4 separate regions of the Homo sapiens genome follow, and regions 1, 2 and 4 are each linked to region 3. The links are chromatin loops, found by intact Hi-C in ENCODE. Cell type or tissue: heart right ventricle. All regions are shown on one strand. Region 1 overlaps LURAP1L-AS1 (LURAP1L antisense RNA 1). Region 2 has its middle 61 kb from the start of LURAP1L-AS1. Region 3 overlaps LURAP1L (leucine rich adaptor protein 1 like). Region 4 overlaps LURAP1L-AS1 (LURAP1L antisense RNA 1).

Evidence for each region. Peaks named below come from ENCODE experiments on the same cell type or tissue, not always from the same donor. Only the 100,000 strongest peaks of a DNase experiment are listed, where the experiment ranks them.
Region 1: it touches region 3 in a loop (2.8-fold over the local background); 23 of 110 quality-filtered maps call a loop at or near these places.
Region 2: it touches region 3 in a loop (2.4-fold over the local background); 25 of 110 quality-filtered maps call a loop at or near these places.
Region 4: it touches region 3 in a loop (2.4-fold over the local background); 24 of 110 quality-filtered maps call a loop at or near these places.

What each region holds. Positions count from the first base shown.
Region 1 is chr9:12,732,946-12,737,945 of GRCh38, forward strand. All of the region lies in intron 3 of LURAP1L-AS1 (LURAP1L antisense RNA 1), which reads right to left. Among named protein-coding and RNA genes, the nearest start is that of LURAP1L, 40 kb to the right of the region's middle. In heart right ventricle, no CTCF peak of the experiment used is centred here; no DNase peak of the experiment used is centred here; H3K27ac peaks cover 864 bases.
Region 2 is chr9:12,872,796-12,877,795 of GRCh38, forward strand. No RefSeq gene overlaps it. Among named protein-coding and RNA genes, the nearest start is that of LURAP1L-AS1, 61 kb to the left of the region's middle. In heart right ventricle, no CTCF peak of the experiment used is centred here; no DNase peak of the experiment used is centred here; H3K27ac peaks cover 943 bases.
Region 3 is chr9:12,817,203-12,822,202 of GRCh38, forward strand. It overlaps LURAP1L (leucine rich adaptor protein 1 like), which reads left to right. Exons shown (of 2, transcript NM_203403.2): 2 at 4,184-5,000. The coding sequence ends at 4,558. Among named protein-coding and RNA genes, the nearest start is that of LURAP1L-AS1, 5.3 kb to the left of the region's middle. In heart right ventricle, a CTCF peak has its summit at 2,781; no DNase peak of the experiment used is centred here; H3K27ac peaks cover 1,907 bases.
Region 4 is chr9:12,721,172-12,726,171 of GRCh38, forward strand. The region is part of intron 3 of LURAP1L-AS1 (LURAP1L antisense RNA 1); the gene reads right to left. Among named protein-coding and RNA genes, the nearest start is that of TYRP1, 30 kb to the left of the region's middle. In heart right ventricle, a CTCF peak has its summit at 2,674 (motif pointing right); no DNase peak of the experiment used is centred here.

The DNA of each region.
Region 1 (5,000 bases), 84 kb before region 3:
CCATGGGAAATAGAAGAAACAATCAGATTTGCCCACTGACTAAATGCTGACCTGTTTGGGGCAAGGTCCCATTGAATGATCATGAAACTTGAGGAAAACCGGATCCAACTCCATAATTCTCGAGTGATGAAGAGTCACTTTAAGCTGATCTTTGTTTACCTTTTCAGTTTCATCTTCTATAACTTCTCAAGCATCTGTTTTTACTCAAGCATCCCTCTAAACAATACCATATTCTTTCATGCCTCTGTACCCTTGCACAATCTTTTCCCTAAGACTGAACAATCTTGCCCTGACAGAGCAGGTTAAAATATCAGCTTGGCCATTTATTGGCTGAATAACCTTGGACAAGTTAATTCCCATTTTGAATTTCACTTTTTTATTTATAAAATCGAAGCAACAACATAAAAATACACACCTCACAGGTTTCCCAAGGCTATTAATAGAGATAAAATGAAATACCAATCAGAGGGCCAGGAACATAGTCAATGCACAACAATATTATTTTTGCTTTTCCACTCACCTCTAGTAACCTCGTTTACTCTCTATCCAGCTCCCCTTAAATCCTGTTCTCATGAAAAGACCTGATAAAGTGATTTCTACAAATGCGTAAATAACTGATAACCCACAAAGTGTTTTTTTTGACTTATTTACCAGGTTGCATAGAATTTAAGTCCCCTAAATTCCATAACTATGGAATTTAAGCGTCAGGTGATGACTGCAGAAGGTACTCTCTCTTGCAGGGATTTCTCGTTCTCCTTGAATTTTCTCTACCCACTGTGTCCTCGTCCTCCAAAACTGACAGAACAAGCAAGCCTCTACTTCCTTACTACCCCCAAGCATCAAGCTCTTGCTGTCCTCATGATCGTACTGCACATTGTGTATACCTCCTTTATAGCAGGAATCAAACTATATTTCTGTTGTATGTATCTTCTTCCCCACCAGCCTGTGAGTTACTTGAAGAAAGGACATAGTTTTCCAAATTTGCAACCTAGGACCTTAAAAGAAACATGGAAAACCATAGATAATAAATAAACATTTATCAAATGAATGATACATAAATTAATGATGGCAAAACAGCAGGTATTTTACTAATTTAATACAAAAGAATTCTGGCCCTTTTTTTCTGGAGGCCATATCTGTGAACATAAATATTTGGGGACTATATTGAGATTGCCACAGATAAGTTCTGAACTATTTCATGGTTTCTTGTCAAGAGAAGGCATGGTCGTTTTTCTCTCCCCACCCATATTAGACCTCCACTGTGACCTTGAAATGCAAGGATTAGAGGGTGGTGCAGCTTGCAAAGAACCAAGTGACACCTAACTTTCCCTTTTTTATTATTTTCACTTCTAAAGAACTACCCTGATACTGTCAAGTCTCCTTCAGAAAAATGAGCTTTGTTGCACTATGTCACATGAATAGTATAGAAGACTGACAATGGCTCCCAAAGATATATTCCCCCTAATCCCAGGCATCTGTGAATTGTACCTTATTTGGTAAAAGGATTTTCCAGAGGTAATTAAGTCAAGGACGTTGAGATGAGAAGAGTATCCTGCATTCTCTGGGTAGGCTCTAACTGACATTACAAGTGTCCTTATAAGCAAAAGGCAGCAGGAGACTAGACACATATATACAGAGGAGAAGGCAATGTGAACACAGAGGTAAAGATCTGAGTGATGTGGCCACAAACCAAGGGATGTCTGCAGCCACCACACGGTGAAAGGCATGGAATGAATTCTGTCCCAGAACCTCCAGAGGGAGCACATCCTGTCAACAGCTTGATTTCTGATGCTGGCCTCCTTAATTGTGAGAGAATAAATTTCTCTTGTTTTAAGCTACCAAGTTTGGGATAATTTGTTATAGCAGCCACAGGAAACTAATCCAAATAGGAATTTATCTGAGTCAGGCAAGCCATCAATGATCTGAGTGACTTCAGAAATTACCAGCTTCCCAGTATTTCTCTTTTCCTACCCTTTCTCTGTTCAGTTATCCTTTTTCTCAATATTTGTTTCTCCTCTACTCCCTATAGTTCTCTATCACATCATTTTCACTTACTCTTAGTTGGTGTTATGTCACACTTTTAGCCTGCCATTATTCCTCACGTAATTGATTCCACAGCATGGAATTGCTCTTTTCATTCTTTCTGTGTTGTGCTGCCTCAAGCTGCCAGCTCATTTTATTATTTCCAGTTCAGAATCCTAAAGAGATGAAAATAATTGGCCCAGCATACAATAGATTACTTTGGATTTGTTTCTCTTGCATCAGATCTACAGCTCCAGTCCAATAAGCTAGAGTTTGAGACTCTTGGTAGCATTATGGCTGCCTATGTCTGGTCCTTTCATAAGAATCCCATGAATGTGTAATTCTCCTTAAATATGACTGTAGGTGTGGCCCTGCGTGACAGCCTCTTTCCATGCTTTTTACATTCAGAAAGTTACAAACAGACTAAGGGGAGAATAAGCCAGCCACTGTCAGCACCATGACTTTACAATACACTGCTGCTAAAGCTAAATGTAAATTTTGTGGACTTATTCTATCATAATGAGGTTTACTTTCCCAGACTTTCGGGCAACAATTTTACATGTGTATCACTGCAGCAATTTTGACTGTAAAATATCATTGCTTCAGCTAATCTGTTCTTAACACATTTGAATGTTCAGGAAAAGAAAACCGACATGTCTAGTCAGTTTACAAATAGACTTAACTGTGTACACATGAAAGGCTCAAAGTTATTGTGAGAGTTGAATGGTTAAACGTCTGTTGCTAGCTACATTCATCATGGCCTTACATTGTTATGACTGCATGAGGTCATTTTATTAGATGGAACAAGCAGCAAACCAATCTGGGTCAGGACAGGATAAGAGATACTAAGGGTTTTTCCTTTCTCAAGATATTCTAGGTAAAATTGCATTCAGGATGCAGGAAGGTACAAAAATACTTCTAGGGGATTTCCTAAATGCGGTTATTGAGAACCAATTTTAATTTAAAAAGCAGCAGCATTTGGCGTAGAAGGAGGGGAACAACAGGATATAATGTTGTGCACAAAAGCACATGCACAATTAGTAGTGGTAAATAAGGGCATGAGACAAAGACCATTGTTCCACCTTCCCAATTCCATCTGCTTGCACTCAGAAGCTTGTATGAAAAGCTTTACATGTGATACCTGTAGGCAAGGAAACAAAGACAATGAAACAAGGATGGAAAATTTAAGATGACTTACAATTTCATTGCCCCAATATCTTGGTCATATTCCCAAACCTGCCCATTTAATCACCAGCTCTTTTGATATTTAGTCACATGTTTTCCTGTGCTGCCTTGTTACTGTTTAAATTTTTAATTAAAAAATCATGTTTTAAAAGGACTGCAAGAACTACAGCAAATTATATTTTTTAATCTTTCAGTGTAAGAATGAATGACAAGAAATTACACCACATGACCAGGTTATTTTGGTGAACTATTCATGGATTGCTTTCAGAAAAGTATTAACTTTTCCCTTCTATATTTATTCTTTTAAACTAAGATAATACATTATTCAAATTCACTTATTTTGTTTTTCCAATGTGAGTATGATCTGCATTAGCCTTAGGTAGATGGTCTCATTCCCAGGTTGAATGTTTTACGTGCTGCAGCATAGCTGCATCTCCACGTATAGAGACAAGCTCTCTGCAGCCCTGGAACCTCAGAACTTACAGCAGCTGATCTGATCTCCCAGCCTCCTCTTTAAGAGAATAAAATTATACACCTACCTCCCAAGGAGCTTTCCTCTAGACAACGTGGCACTTTCAAGGTGAAGACTAAGAATTGGAGATTCCTGTAGAACTTCCATTAAAACTCTCCATCTAACATCTGTTTTCCTGTTTTGTTTTGTTTTCTTTTTTTTTTTATTTGAGGCAGGGTCTCACTCTGTCACCTAGGCTGGAGTGCAGTGGCACAATCACAACTTACTGAAGTCTTGACATCCCAAGGTCTAGCGATCCTCCTGCCTCAGCCTCCAGAATAGCTGAGTCTATAGGTGCCACCACAGCTGGCTAATTTTTGAATTTTTTTGTAGAGAAAGGGTTTCACCATGCTGTCCAGGCTGGTCTTGAACTCCTGGTCTCAAGTGATTCCCTCACTTTGGCCACCCAAAGTGCTGGAATTTCAGACTTGAACCAGGGCACCCAGCCTCAAATCTGTTTTCTTATCTAAAAAAAATCGCTCCTACCTGGTGACTGGTTCAGCAATGCCCTCACTCAGGTGAGTCCTGATACTTTCATGTATCAAATTATGATTCAGGTACCTTATAATTATAGCTTAGATTAGTACACTAATGGTTTCACTCATCTGGGTGACAAGGCACCTAGAAGTCATAGATATTTTAGCAAATATCCCCGGAAGATTTATATATGTTTAAATAACAAACACATTGCTTTATTCTAAATGAGTAGTAATCTCCCACTGGATATGTGGTGACAGACAGAAAAACTTTCAAAAAAAACTTACAGAATAAAAATTCAAAGTTAAGGAAAATCTATCCATTTAATATGTTATTTCCCTGAGAATAAGAAAAGGCTATCATCATGGAATTTTATTTCAGGCATGGAACCCATATATTGCATCCAAACACAGTTTGTGAGTGACTACAAGCCAATAAATATAGCATCTCACAAGGAGTAACAAGGGCAGAAAGTGTGGCGTCTGTGAGATTAACTGAGAAATTACAGAAGAGAGAGTTGTCCTTTGTCTGTAAGGATACTGACTTCAGGAATACGTGCTATCTTATAACACAGTTGTTTCTCAGCCTCAAAGTTAGACCAACAATCTATTATCCACCAGGGAGCCTAGCTCTGTTTAGCTTTAGCAAAATGAGGCTCGCAGCCATTACACAATGGTATCAATGCAGAAAACGTGTAATTTGAAGTTCACAGAAACTTTTATGTCTAAAGACACAAAGTCCCTTCAGTTGAGCTCATCTTCAGCCTTAGAGCTTGACTGGATTTTGAAGGAAACAAATCAGTTTG
Region 2 (5,000 bases), 56 kb after region 3:
AAAAATGCCCATTGTTCTCATCGATGATGAAAATAAGGCCTTTAGTACAAAACAAAGAGCCACGAGCCCTTTACTGTTAAGATGAGTTTACCTCTTGATTGTGAACTGATTGTCTTTCAGTGGTATTGAAATGGAGTTGAACAGACTTTCATTTATTTTAGAAATGTATGCAAAGTAATTGTGGGGAATCAGTAGACTGGTTAAATGAGGCCAGAAAGAAAGTTTCTAATTGAAAAGAATACAAAATTATATTCATGTGTAAAGATAAATATTAATATGTAGATGATATAGGATACTCTAATACTATAATTGTGATGCATAAACCATGTTTAATTCTGGTATAGAAGTCCAACACAAAAGTTAAAAAATAACTATAACTATAAGCATATGTTAATGGTACACAATACAAAAAGGTGCAATTTGTGATGGCAAACACATAAAGTGTGGGGGGAGGACAGAAGTAAAAGTGTAGAGATTTTATATGTAATTAAAGTTACATTATCAGCTTAAAATACATTGTTATAACTGTAAGGTGCTTTATGTAAGCCCCATGGTAACTACAAAGAAAATACCTCTAGAAGATGTAAAAAAGAAAATGAGAAAGGAATCATAGCATGCCACTACAAAAGAAAATAGGCTGGATGCAGTGGTTCACACTTGTTATCCTGCCATTTTGGAAGGTTGAGGTGGGAGGATCGCCTGAGCCCAGGAGTTTGAGACCTGCCTGGACAACGTGGTAAGCGCTGGTCTCTACAAAAAATAAAATAATGATCAATTAAGCACAAAGGAAGACAGCAAGAAAATAAAAGAGGGTCAAAAGAACTACAGGCTGACAGGAAAAAATTAACAAAATGGCAATAATAAGTCCTTCCCTATCAATAACTACTGTATTTTTGTTTGTTTTGGGGGTTTTCTTGAGGGGGTTGTTTGTTTTTTGAGGCAGTCTCGCTCTGTCACCCAGGCTGGAAATACAGTGGTGTGATGTTGGTTCACTGCAACCTCCACCTCCCAGGCTCAAGCTATCCTCCCACCTCAGCCTCTTGAGTAGCCGGGACCACAGGCATGTACCACCATTTTTTTTTTTTTTTTGGTATTTTTAGTACAGTCAGGGATATAAATCATTCTGTTACAAAGATACACGCACATGTATGTTCACTGCAGCATTATTCATAATAGCAAAGACATGGAATCAACCCAAATGCCTATCAATGATAGACTGGATAAAGAAAATGTGGTACATATACACCATAGAATGCTATGCAGCCGTAAAAATGAATGAGATCGTGTCCTTTGCATGGACATAGATAGAGGTGGAAGCCATTATCCTCAGCAAACTAATGCAGGAACAGAAAACCAAGCACCGCATGTTCTCACTTATAAGTGGGAGCTGATTAATGAGAACATGTGGACACAGGGAGGGGAAGAACACATACTGGGGCCTTGTGGTGGGGGATGCAGGGGGAGAGAGAGCATCAGGAAAAATAACTAATGTATGCTGGGCTTAATACCTAGGTGATGGGTTGATAGGTGCAGCAAACCACTGTGACAAACATTTACCTATGTAACAAACCTGCACATTCTGCACATGTATCCCAGAACTTACAATAAAATATTTAAAAAATTGTTTTAAAAAATAAAAAAAAAAGAAAAGAAAAAAACTCTGAATAACCAAAACAATCTTGAGAAAGAAGAATACAGCTGGAGGGCCTCATACTTTCTAATTTCAAAACACTTTCCAAAACTACAGTAATTAATACATGATGGTACTGGCATAAAGACAGATGTACACACCAATGGAACACAACAGCGAGTCCAGAAACAAGCCCACACATGAAAGGACAACTGATCTTCTAAAAGGGTGCATAGAATGCACAATGGGGAATGTATAGTCTCCTCAACAAATGGCGTCCAGGAAATTAGACATCCAAATGCAAAAGGCAAAATTATCCCAGCTGTCTTCTTGGAAAACATAACCAAAAAAAAAAAAAAGAAAGGAACGTTCTAACATGCAACAAAATGCCAATAATAAGTCCTTCCCTATCAATAACAACTGTAGCTTTGTTTGTTTGGGGGATTTTTTTGGAGGGGGTTGTTTTGTTTTTTGAGGCAGGGTCTCACTCTGTCACCCAGGCCGGAATACAGTGGTGTGATGTTGGTTCACTCTAACCTCTGTGAGGATTGTGCACTAGAATCTACCTGCAAACAAATAATATTAGAACTTTATATTTTACCACACAGAAAAATAAACTCAAAATGGACTAAATATTTAAACATAAGACCTGAAACTATGAAACTCATAGAAGAAAACAGAGAGGAACCTTCATTACATTGGTCTTGGCAATGCTTTCATGGGTACAAAACCAAAAGCACTGACAACAAAAGCAAAAATAGGATAGTGGGACTACAACAAACTAAAAGCCTTTGCACAGGAAAGGAAACAATCAACAGTTGAAAAGGCAACTTACAGAACAGGAGAATATTTGCAAACTATATATCTGATAAGGACTTAAGATCCAAAATATATAAATAACTGCTTATAATTCAATAGCAAAGAGGTGAATCATCTGATTTAAAATGGATGAAGGAACTGAAAAGATATTTCTACAAAGAGAGCACATAAATGGCCAACAGCTATGTGAAAAAATGCCTAATATCTTAATCATCAGGGAAATGCAAATCAAAACCACAATAAGACATCACCTCACACTTTTTAGGATGGCCATTACAAAAAGAAAAAGGAAAAGAACAAATTTTTGCTGCCTTGGAAAAATTGAAACCCTTGGATGCTGTTGGTGGAAATGTGCAACAGTGCAGCTGTTGTGGAAAACAATAGAAAGCTTCCTCAAAAAATTAAATGTAACTACCATATGATCTAGAAATCCCACTTCTGGATATTTATCCAAAATAATTAAAAATAGTATCTTAAAGAGATATTTGACACTCATATTCATTGCAGCATTATTCACAATGGCCAAAATGTGGAAGCAACCCAACTGTTCACTGATGCATGAATGGATTAAACAAAATGTGATGTATATATGTACCATGGAATATTATTAAGCCTTTAAAAGGAAAATTCTGTTCTATGCTGCATCATGAATGAACCTGGAAGACATTATGCTAAGTGAAATAAGCCAGTCATGAAAGAACTAATACTGAATTATTCTACTTATATGAGGTACCCAAAACAGTCAAATTCATCATATCAGAGAGTGGAATGGTGATTGCCGAGGGCTGAAGCAAGTGGGAAATGAGGAGTTGCTTTTCAGTGGGCATTAAAATTTCAATCATGCAAGATGAAGTTCTAGAGATCCCCTGTACCACACTGTACCTGTAGTTAACAACACTGTACTGTGCACTTAACACTTGTTAAAAGGGTAAATTTCATGTTATTTTTTTTACCATAATAGTTTTTAAAAAAGATTAATGGTGCTCTCTTTTCCACTGTTAGTTTCTAAGACAGTATCTCTTTCTTTCCAGTGTCTCATTACGGTTTTGCCTTACTTTACTTTATAATTGTTGATTGAGTACTCTGAGTATATTGTATCTCTATCTCCTATGTTACCTAGTATAGTGCTTTGAGCACAGAAGACACTCAATGAATACTTGTTGAATAAATTCATTTATGCATTAGTAAAGAACAACTCTATTAAGACTTTCCAAATGTTACAGATTACCTAATTTGTGGTATTTGCTTAAAAGACTGATTTGTGCAACTATGGAAAGCTGTTCACTAGGAATTCAAGGAAGATAGCATGATTACTGATAAAAAATAGTTGGGAAAAACTTAATGAAAGTTGTTGGTCTTCATTCATACATACGTCAGACATGTTGAGGAACTACTTGGCACCATGAAAATGAAGACAGGCTCACAGTCTAATGAGTAGCCAGACATATAAAATGAAGTAAGTGCAAAAAGAAGTCAATATAAATATTCATAGTTACAGCAAGATTAGAGGAACTAAAACTATCAATACCTTAGGAGGTTGCCTAAAGCTTTATATCTAAAATGAATTTTTAATAAACTATATATACTCATGGGGTTAGAGAAGGGCCTTCTGGACAGAAGGAACAATGTGTACAAAGATGAGAAAACATGAAAAACCCTGGCTAATTAGGGAATTTGTAAAAACTTCAAAAGATGTGGAGTATAGAATATAAGCAGGAAAGTATCAGAGAACATGCGGTATTCAGATTCTGAAGGAGTTTAAGGTCCAATTAAGCAATTTAGGGGAAACAGATGCACAAAGACTCATGTCAGAGCTACTCCCATTTCCTTTCTAATCCCGACTAAATCCAAGACTAACAATAACCACCACTACCACAGCAACAAATCCTGCTAATAGTATATACAGCTATGTGCTGCATAATGACAGACAACATATGGGATGGTAGTACCAAAAGATTATAGTAGAGCTAAAAATTACTATCTTCTAGTGAAGTCACAGCCATCATAGTGTCATAGAGCAAGACATTACTTAGATGTTTGTGCTGATAATGCCAGTGTAAACAAACCTACTGTACTGCTAATTGTATAAAAGTATAGCACATATAATCATGTACGGTACATAATACTTGATAATGACAATAAGTGACTATATTACTGGTTTATGTATTTGCTATACTTTTTATTGTTATTTTGGAGTGTACTCCTTCTGCTTATTTTTTTAAGTCAAAAACAGCCTCAGGCAGGTCCTTCAGGAGGTATTCTAGAGGAAGATACTGTTATCATAGTAGATGACAGCCCCATGCATGTTATTGCCCCTGAAAACCTTCCAGTGGGACAAGATGTGGAGGTAGAAGACAGTGATACTGATGATCCCGACCCTGTGTGCTTAGGCTAATGTGTGTGTTTGTGTCTTAGTTTTCAATTAAAAAGCCTAAAAACTAAAAAGAAATAAAAACGTAAAAAATAGAAAAATCTTGTAGAATAAGGATATAATGAAAGAAAATATTTTTGTACAACTGTAGAATGTGTTGTGTTTTAAGCTAAGTATTAT
Region 3 (5,000 bases):
TTTCCCGAAGCTACTTTTTTTTTCCCTCTCAAGTCACATATTACTGACCCACAGCAAAACCCGAGATTCCAACAGACAATCCAATCTGAAGCAAAGTTTCTTATTCAGATGTTGGACAGGTACTAATTCAGCACCTACTTGTGTGAGATACTCTTCCAGGTTTTGGCATAGAGTGGTGACCAGGAAAGATCAAGACCCAAGCACTCTGTGGTGCTTCCATGCTCATGGGGGGAAGAGAAAATAATAAGTAAATCCATTAGAAAGATTATGATTTCAACTAGTCATAAATATGATGAAGGAAATATACATGGAAATGTAATATTAATCAAGGCATGGGTATTGCATATTATGATTGATCAGGAATCAGTTTCTCCTAGGAGGTGACATTTAAACTCAGACCTTTAGGAGATCTCAACTCTCAGTATCCTCAGAGTCAAGTTGAGGGACCTTATAAGACTCCAACAGAAGGAACCACACAGTTTCATGCTGCAAGGGCAAGGCTACTCTATTTTTAATTGATGGCTAGACTTCATTAAGACTGAAATGAATAACAGTGAGGAAAGGCGGGGCAGCTACTAGAGACAGAAGAGTCATTGTGATTTAGTTGTTTGGTGAATTGCTCATACTTTCAAGGGTCATCGGTAGCATAACTGCACCTTGGTGCTTGGAGAAAGCAGAGTGCAGCAGCTGGGCCAGCCCAGGACTCTCTGTGCCTGGAGCTCCTGGTAATGGACCTGCCAGCGTGTGAACTGACGTGCCCAGCGCTCCCACGGTGGGAAGCTGTTTACTCTCTCCCGGGAGGACACAGGGTTAGACATAGTTGAATCTATAATCATTATCAACCAGATCAACACGTTCTAACTGACTTGCTTGTGTCGTTTTTTTCCCCAACAGTAGTTCAATGGCCTGTGAATGTTTTGCTTCCACTAAAAAAAAAAAAAAAAAAGATTTTCTTATTTAAATAAGTCATTTCATGGTCAAAGGAAGCTTTTGTTACTTCATAGTCCACTCCTCTTTTCTTCTTACTGCTTAATAAAACTGAAAAACTTGTACTTGATGCAGCCACTGTGTAAGTCAGAGAAAAATTGCTGACAAAAAATGTATTCTAAGTATGTTTTAACCCCTGGTGGCATAGTTGTTAGGAACGTGTATTACTACTGTCTTAAGAGCTAAACTTTCACAGTTCCTAAAATTATGGCTATTTCCAAAAATCAACCAATTATGACTATTTCCAAAAATCAAGCAATGCTTAGTACAGACCTTAAGATAAGGAAGAAATGTGAGACATGGCTTCTTTCTTTAAGGAGCTCACAGCCTAGTTGAAATTGCTAAAAGACAATCATTGGCAGTATATGACAGTACAAAGTTAAGCTATGTTAGGAGATAAGCTAACAGGACGGTAGTGGTGAAGCAGGCCAGCAGAGGAGGCTGGAGCCCTCAAGTAGTGCTTGACGAGAGAAGTATGACTTGAAGAATGGGGAGTATTTGGAGAGGAAGAGAGTGAAGTTTTTCAAGAATGGGGAATGACAGAGGAGCATGCCCAGAGCTGGGAATGGGCTGGAACATTTTCATGGGAGAGGGTGGAGATGTGAATAAATGCAGCCGTGATTTATTTGGGTGGCTATTGGGAAATGGTCAGATTGATATTCTGCCATGGCTTATAAGGGGCCAGCATGTTTTATCAGCTACAGATGCCTGCTGAATGATTTTGCAAAAGTTTGACTCATATTGATTTTTCTGGGCTGCTCAGTGGACCTAGGCAAATTGTTGGTGATTTATAAATGTTTGTTATATTACTTGTAACTTGACCATTGTCTTCCTGGCTCATAGGGTGTGCGGAGGAATTTAAACATAAAGACTGTCAGAAACCTCCTTCCTCAACATAAAGTCATTGCAAGGTTATTGAGACACCCCAACAAATAGAGGGGCTTCTCAAGGCTAAGTTCACATCCTTCTGTTCATGAACGTCTCAGTGAAAAGTAATTTTCTTTGTTACTTCCTGTGCAATTTATTTTTAGTGCTTTGTTCAGAGAAGATGAAGTGACTCAAGTCACTTCAGTATTCCAGCAAAATTAATGGATTTTAAATTGTACTTTATGTTTTTTGTATTCATAGATATATTTTTATTCTTTTGAAACCTGTACAATCTTGCATCTCTTGCAGTTATTAATGGAAATTCCATCTCTCCTAATGTTTATTCATCATGTTCCCTCAATCCAAAGTTCCTCTTCAGTTATGGATTAACTCCTCATACAGAAATATTTTTACAATACAAATGAATACTTTTGAGGACAATTCGCTCTTTTCTTCCTTACAGTTTGAGTCATCCAAGAATGAATGTCTGATAATTCCAGAAACTGACATAAATCTGAATTAGCTCTGGATCCTAAAGAAAGAATTAGCATGACCCAGACTTTTGGGTTAGTAACCCAACTGGAGGGACAGAAATCGGTTTTTAAACCATAGAGAAGGCCGGACATGGTGACTCACGCTTGTAATCTCAGCACTTTGGGAGGCTGAGGAGGGCAGATCACGAGGTCAGGAGTTCAAGACCAGCCTGGCCAGCATGGTGAAACCCTGTCTCCACTAAAAATACTAAAAATTAGCTGGACATGGTGTTGCGTGCCTGTAATCCCAGCTACTCAGGAGGCTGAGGCAGGAGAATAATTTGAACCCAGGAGGCGGAGGTTGCAGTGAGCCAAGATTGAGCCACTGCACTCCCGCCTGGGCAATAGAGTGAGACTGTCTCAAAAAACAAACAAGCAAACAAACCATAGAGAATGTGACTAGGACCTCTAGTGGCCAAACATGGTCCTGCCAGGCTCTGTACTCGAGCCATATCTCTTCTGTTCCAACAGAACAATCATGGGAGTTCTTACAGCACCACCTCCCCAAACACCACCTCTTGATATTAGCAAATGTTTACAGTAAACTGTGGGACCTGCAAAGAGACCCTGCTTTGTGGCTGTGGAGATAGATATCCCTGAAGTAACTTAGAGCTATCAGAAGGACCACACACCTGCCGGGAGCAGTGGCTCACGCCTGTAATCCCAGCACTTTGGGAGGCCGAGGCGGGCGGATCACGCGGTCAAGAGTTTGAGACCATCCTGGCCAACATGGTGAAACTCCGTCTCTACTAAAAATACAAAAATTAGCCGGGCGTGGTGGCGGGGGCCTGTAGTCCCAGCTACTCGGGAGGCTGAGGCAGGAGAATGGCGTGAACTCAGGAGGCGGAGCTTGCAGTGAGCCGAGATTCCGCCACTGCACTCCAGCCTGGACGACAGATCGAGACTCCGTCCCCCCCCCCCCCCCAAAAAAAAAAAAGGACCACACACCTAGAAGGCACATAAGGGAATTCTCAGACCTTCCCAACATCTGGTATCCCACTTTTGATTGGGGTGCCCCTGATATATCTGAAACAAATAGTCAGATATACAGAAATATTTGTACACTTCGTCTCATAAATTGGATCAGCCTAGTGTATCACCCATCCTTTGGATTCAGGGAATATTAGAGCAATTTGGTTCTTAAAAGCAAAAGCATTATTCAGCACTGTCTATGTTGATATAGTCATAAAGAATACAGGTCTTTTTTGTACTCTTAACTCTTTTCTATAGATTTATCTTTCTTCATGTGTAAAATGAAGACAAAAATAATAATACCTGTCATACAGTGTTATTAGATTTTGCTAATGAATGCTGAACTTTTATGATGGTGCTTGGCACATTATCACTCCATAATCAGAGGCTTTTAGAGGCTTCTACGATGCTGAGGATGACTCCTTAATTTGTTCACCTTCCTTTTCTCCCCACGACTCAGGACCCACGTATATACGCCAACGTAAACATTAATAAACTTAATCTGGCCAAAGAGAAAATAAATTTTGTAGTAGAGAACCTGCCATTCAGTATGATATGTTCAGGCCACTTGGTTAGGGTCAGGGATGCAGCAGGGGTTTTATTGTGCCTTTTGGAGCCTGATGCATCTGGCAGGAAGTGAGTTTTTTTTATTATAACTCCTACCATCAGTCAGCAATTATCAAAAAGTTCCTGACAACCAGTCCACTTATATTTTATTCTGTGAATTTAAAATTCTGAACTGCAGCAGACAGTCCCCAGATGAATTTGAGGCCTTTCGAGAGTGTAAAATGGCTGGAATATCTTTCTTCTCTCTTTGTCCATAGGTTAACCTCAGAGCCACAGACGTCAGGCTCATGCGCCAGTTGCTTGTAATCAATGAGAGCATCGAGTCCATCAAGTGGATGATCGAAGAAAAAGCCACCATTACCAGCAGAGGCAGCAGCCTCAGTGGCAGCCTGTGCAGTTTGTTGGAGAGTCAGAGCACCTCCTTACGTGGCAGCTACAACAGCCTACACGATGGCAGTGATGGGCTGGATGGCATTTCCGTGGGAAGTTATCTGGACACGTTGGCGGATGATGTCCCAGGCCATCAGACCCCTTCAGACTTGGACCAATTCAGTGACAGCTCCCTCATAGAGGACTCACAGGCACTACACAAGCGTCCTAAATTGGATTCTGAATACTACTGCTTTGGCTAGTGACAGTTTTTTGCATGGGACTGGTGTGCAATGAACTTGTATTTATCCTTCTTCTCCGCTGCTATATTTTTGGTGTGATTTTTATTTTAATAAGATGACCTTTTTAAAAGAAGCTGATTTTGAAACTGCTTAATGGTATTGCTGTTGCTCCTAATACTTCTCATCTGAGCTGATTTATTTTTCTCTGTTACATCTCTATTTTTTATTTATTACAATGATTTTCTCCCTTCTTTTACAGTAGCACAAACAAAGTAGGGGGAAAAGAATAAGCAATAATTATGTTTTTGCTTTTGTTTTCAGAGCAATGGGTCAGGGATTACAAGAAAAACTTTGCTAAATTTTACAATAAACCAAAGTCTGATAACAGTTAATGTTGCTGCTTGCGTCCTTAAATGACTTAAGGTTTCATCTTCCAGAAGATATTGAGATATATTACTGTTTG
Region 4 (5,000 bases), 96 kb before region 3:
AACCTAACTGATCATGTCACTCTCATAGTTCAAGATTAAATTTCATCTATCAGTGTTCTCCAGAGAATAAGGTTGGGACAGTGTCAACTTTTTTTGAGACTTTATTTTGTACTTTGTCAAAACATTAAATAATTTTAATTCTGCTTAAGTAAATTTTTTTTAAGAATATCTTTGAAGATCTCTAGTGAAATTATTTTATAAGTTCAAAGTACTGTTTTAGTTTTATATTTGCTACTGTAACAAATTACAACAAACCTAGTGGCCTAAAACAAGACAAATTTATTTTTTTCACTTCTGAAAGCTGTTTTTACAAAGTCACCGGGCTGACACCCATGCATGGTCAGGCCTGTACTGTCTCGGGAGGTCTTTTTCTTTGCCTTTTCTAGCTTCTACAGAAAGTGTCATACCTTGCATTCCTTGGTTCATGGCCCTTTCTCTATCTCCAAAGCCAGTAGGATCATATCTTCTCTGACTCTGCTTACATGTCCTTATGTCACATGGCCTTCTTTGCCTCTGTCAAATCTCCCTCCATCTTTACTTTATGCGAAAATTTGTGATTGCATTTAGGACCCACCCACCAAATAATCCAGGATAATCTCTTCCTTTGAAAGTCCCTAATTTAATCACATCTTCGAGGTCCACTTTATCACATAAGGTAACATTCACAGGTTCCAGGTATTAGGACCTGAACATCTTCGGGGGTCATTTTTGAGCTTACCATAAATACTCTCTTTGTGTGCCCATTTTGAGAAATTGGCTCAGTTATTACCAATAGATAAAAATGAGGCCAGTTCCAAATTCTTCATTTTTCTTCATTAAACTGCTGTGAAAAGTTTATTCTTAGACAGTTTTCTGGCAATGATAGAAGACACTGAATCAAGACTGTAAAACTGACTGAAGAATTCTGCTTTTACCTCATAAATCTTCCCCCAAATTTCCTGCTCTCCAATTATTTTTCCTCCTCTTTACATGGAATCTTTTTATGCTATATTTCTACTTAGAATACTTCTATGATAGACATTTTGGTTTCACCAATTAGCAGAGAATTTCAAATTCCTCCTCTAAACCTAGTTTGTTTATTGGTTTGCTTTCCTTTTCTTTACATGTTCATGTAATTAAGATGGCTTTAGTAGTCACAGCTTGCACAAGAAAGGTTGACTCACCTGCCCGTGTGAAAACATCTTTCAGATTTAAGAAGAGTCCCAAGGGAGCATCCCGAGTTTATTGCTCTTTGCAGGCTATAAGCTCTCCTTAAGTGATCTCAACCATTTTCATACTTTTAATTACCTTCCCTAGGCTAATAATTCCTGAATCTCTATATTTAGCCTTAGACACTGCCATGAGCTTCAATTTCACATATTTAATTGCTGGCTAGAGAAATCCATTTGACTAGCTCTCGAGACTTTCAAATTCCAAATACCCAAAATGAAACTATTTCTTTTCCCTATAAAACATGCCTCATCCCTCCTCAGCTAAAAGTGCTACCATCTATGAGACACTTCAGGAGAAACCAGGCAGTCAATTTGGATTCCTCCTTTCTCTTTAATCTGCCAGTTGGCCACCCCACCTTTATAATGAATATACAACATGTCTGCTCATGAATCTTCAACAAATATTTTTCAAGTCTCTTCTCTCTCGAATTTTTCACCACTGCCTAGCTAGACCTCTGCAACCCTTTAAAAAGGCCTACAACATTTTCATTTCCTGAAACTTTCAGTATGTTAACATACTGAAAAAAAATGCTAAGTTAGTTATCACTGTATATATATTAAATACTAAACTGAATGAACTAATGGTTTCAATGCAAGTAAAATGGTGCTATTCATGAGAAAATTATAGGGCTTATAAAAAATTCAGACTGCGTTACGGGAAATATGACTAATATTGAAATACAAGTTTAAAATTGTTTGATAATATGTTCTTTCAAAACTGTCAGTGTTTGTCTGAGATTGAATGCATACTTTCACTTGAAGATAATATTAGATGTCTATATTTGAGAGTCTCTGAATGTGAGTCCAATACCACACGGCCTTTCTGTAACTTCCTCTGTCCTGCCTCTCCTTCACTGATAGAACTGAAGCCTGATCCACCATAGTTTTCTCACTGCCTCCAAACAATGCTCCTCTCTTCCAAGGCTTGATTTACTAAATCTTAACTATCTCCCTGCCTCACTTAACAGAGTAAAGGACAATCTCAACATGGTATTTTATGCCTTCTGGGACCAGTCTGTGATAATTTGGCAAGCTCATCTTCTGTCTCTTCCTCTTCCCAAATTTTAAGTTCTAAGCCTATGAAATGTTTGCTTCTCTGAAAGACCCATACGTCTTCATACTTCCAGGCTATTGTTCATGCTGTTCCCGCTAGTCTACTGTTTATCCACCTAACTACTTCTCAGTAGTCCACCAGGCAAGAGTCATTCACTCCACATAAACTTCCCTCATGACCTTGCTGGGTGCAGTCCTTTGCAATGCAATTTGTCCAAGGCGTATCCTTGACAGTTTCCACACCTTCATGCTTGTGATATTGTGTTCTTGGTGGGCAGAAACCATGTCTTACTTATTTTTGTGACCAGATACCCTGCAGATGATCTAAGACAGGATGGAAGCAAATTGATATTTATCAAATTGAACAAAACTGAGTGAACTTGGAAGGCACTGATTTCACAACTTCTAACTTCCACAAGGTGGCAATATTTTATTCTCAATAGAGAGCAAATCACAAAAATAGGAACTTAATGCAAGGATGGTGTTCAGTATAGATATATAGGTATGTCATTATTTTAGAATATATATATATCGAATATATATATAATAATATATTGAACTCCAGTCACGTGTATGTGCCTGTGTAGAGTGAAGCTGTTCTCCCAGCTACCCATTTATACTAGTGCAAACTGTCAGCGGACAAGTTGATATTTCCTTTACAATCTTTACAAAAACATAGTTGAAAAAATATTAAATTAGTGGGCAGTGGTTAGAGTAGATCTTCCTAAATAAAAGGGACCTTGTACCCTTTTCATCCATAGTGTTATCACCCAAAGATTTTCAAAAGTAGATGTGACACTGAACTTCAATTCTTGGTATTAGTTGGGCGTGGCGGTAGTAGTAGTCCCAGCTCTTGAAAGGCTGAGGTAGGAAGAACAGCCTGGGTCAGAGTGAGATGCTGTCTCTAAAAATTTTTAATTAAAGAAAAATGTGAATTCTGATCGTTGGGATAATTCAAGTATATTCCCAACTAGTGAGACAGGAGGATGGAAAAATTTGGGGGGTTTATGAGCAAGGAGTTCTTGCCCAGTACAATATGAACCCTCTGACATTCACTGCCTACAGTATGAAAACTTGATAATAATGCTTGTCTTTAAACTATGTTGTGAAGGATTGGACATTATGCAATTTATAATACATTTAAAGTATCCAGCACAAAGAAGAAACTGAGAATCTGGTGACAATAATAACTATTAGAGACAGTAGGAGGGGTCAAGAAATGGGAATTTCATCTGGTCTTAAAGTTTAAATATTTTAAGCTGCTTTTTTTTTTACTTCAATAGACTACTTGGGTTTGGATCTGTTTCCCCCACGTTTTGATGTATGTCACCTAAGCCTCATTTTTCTCAGCTATAAAATAAACCTCTAGCAATCCATATTAGGTAGCCATAGATGAAACAAGAAACCTGCGTGTGTGTGTGGTGTGTATGTGTGTGTGCGTGTGTGTGTGTGTGTATTTAAATAAAAACATGACTACGTAGAAAAGTATCCCTTTTTAATATTCCTTAGTATTCACCTTGTCCAGTTGGTTGCTGGCTAGTCTAGCTAGCAGACTGCTTACCACTTCTATGGTTGGAACACAAAAGCATAGGGAATTGAATATCTGAACAAATAAATATCTCCCCCAATAAGTAATTAATTCCTAAAATTCCACAGTTAAAGATTCATTCTTTTGATTTAAAACCTTTGACACCTGGTAAACACATGCTTAGGCAGGTGACTCTTGAAGTCTTATTTGCATCTAAGTATGAGTGATCTTACTAGAATCCGTCCCCTTAAACAGATTTTGAAAAGAGGAGGGTGGAGGAAGTATAAAACCTCCAAAAACCTTGAGGGGGATGGATAGGGGTTTGGGGGTACACTAAGTCCATCTTTTTTTTTTTTTTTTGAGATGGAGTCTCGCTCTGTCACCCAGGCTGGAGTGCAGTGGCGCGATCTCGGCTCACTGCAAGCTCCGCCTCCCGGGTTCACGCCGTTCTCCTGCCTCAGCCTCCCCAGTAGCTGGGACTACAGGCGCCCACCACCATGCCCGGCTAATTTGTTGTATTTTTAGTAGAGACGGGGTTTCACCGTGGTCTCGATCTCTTGATCTCGTGACCCGCCCGCCTTGGCCTCCCAAAGTGCTGGGATTACAGGCGTGAGCCACCGCGCCCGGCCTCCATCATTTTATATATACCTCTCAATCATGCTGAAGTTCATTTCTAAGTACATTTATTCTAATGTTATAGATAAAATGGAGCTCAGAGAGGCCAAGTAACATCAAGTAGCAGAGATTTTATTCAGAGGGAAATATGTATGCCCAAATTATATAAAGTCATGCACCACATAAGAACGTTTTGGTCAATGACAGATGGCATATACCATGATGGCCCCACATGATTATAATAGAACTGAAAAATTCCTATGGCCTAGTGACATCATAGACCTCTTAAGGTCTTAGTACAACACATTATTCACGTGTTTGTGGTGATACTTGTGTAAACAAATCTACTGTGCTGCCAGCCATATAAAAATATAGCACATATAATTATATACAGTATATAATACTTGACGATAATAAACAACTATGTTATTGGTTTATGTATTGATTATACTATACTTTTTGTCATTATTTTGGAAGGTACTCCTACTTATATAAAAAAAAGGTTAACAGCAAAACAGCCTCAGAAGAAGGCAGTGTTATCATAGGAGGTGACTAACAGCTCCATATGTGTTATTGCCCTAAAGAACTTCCAG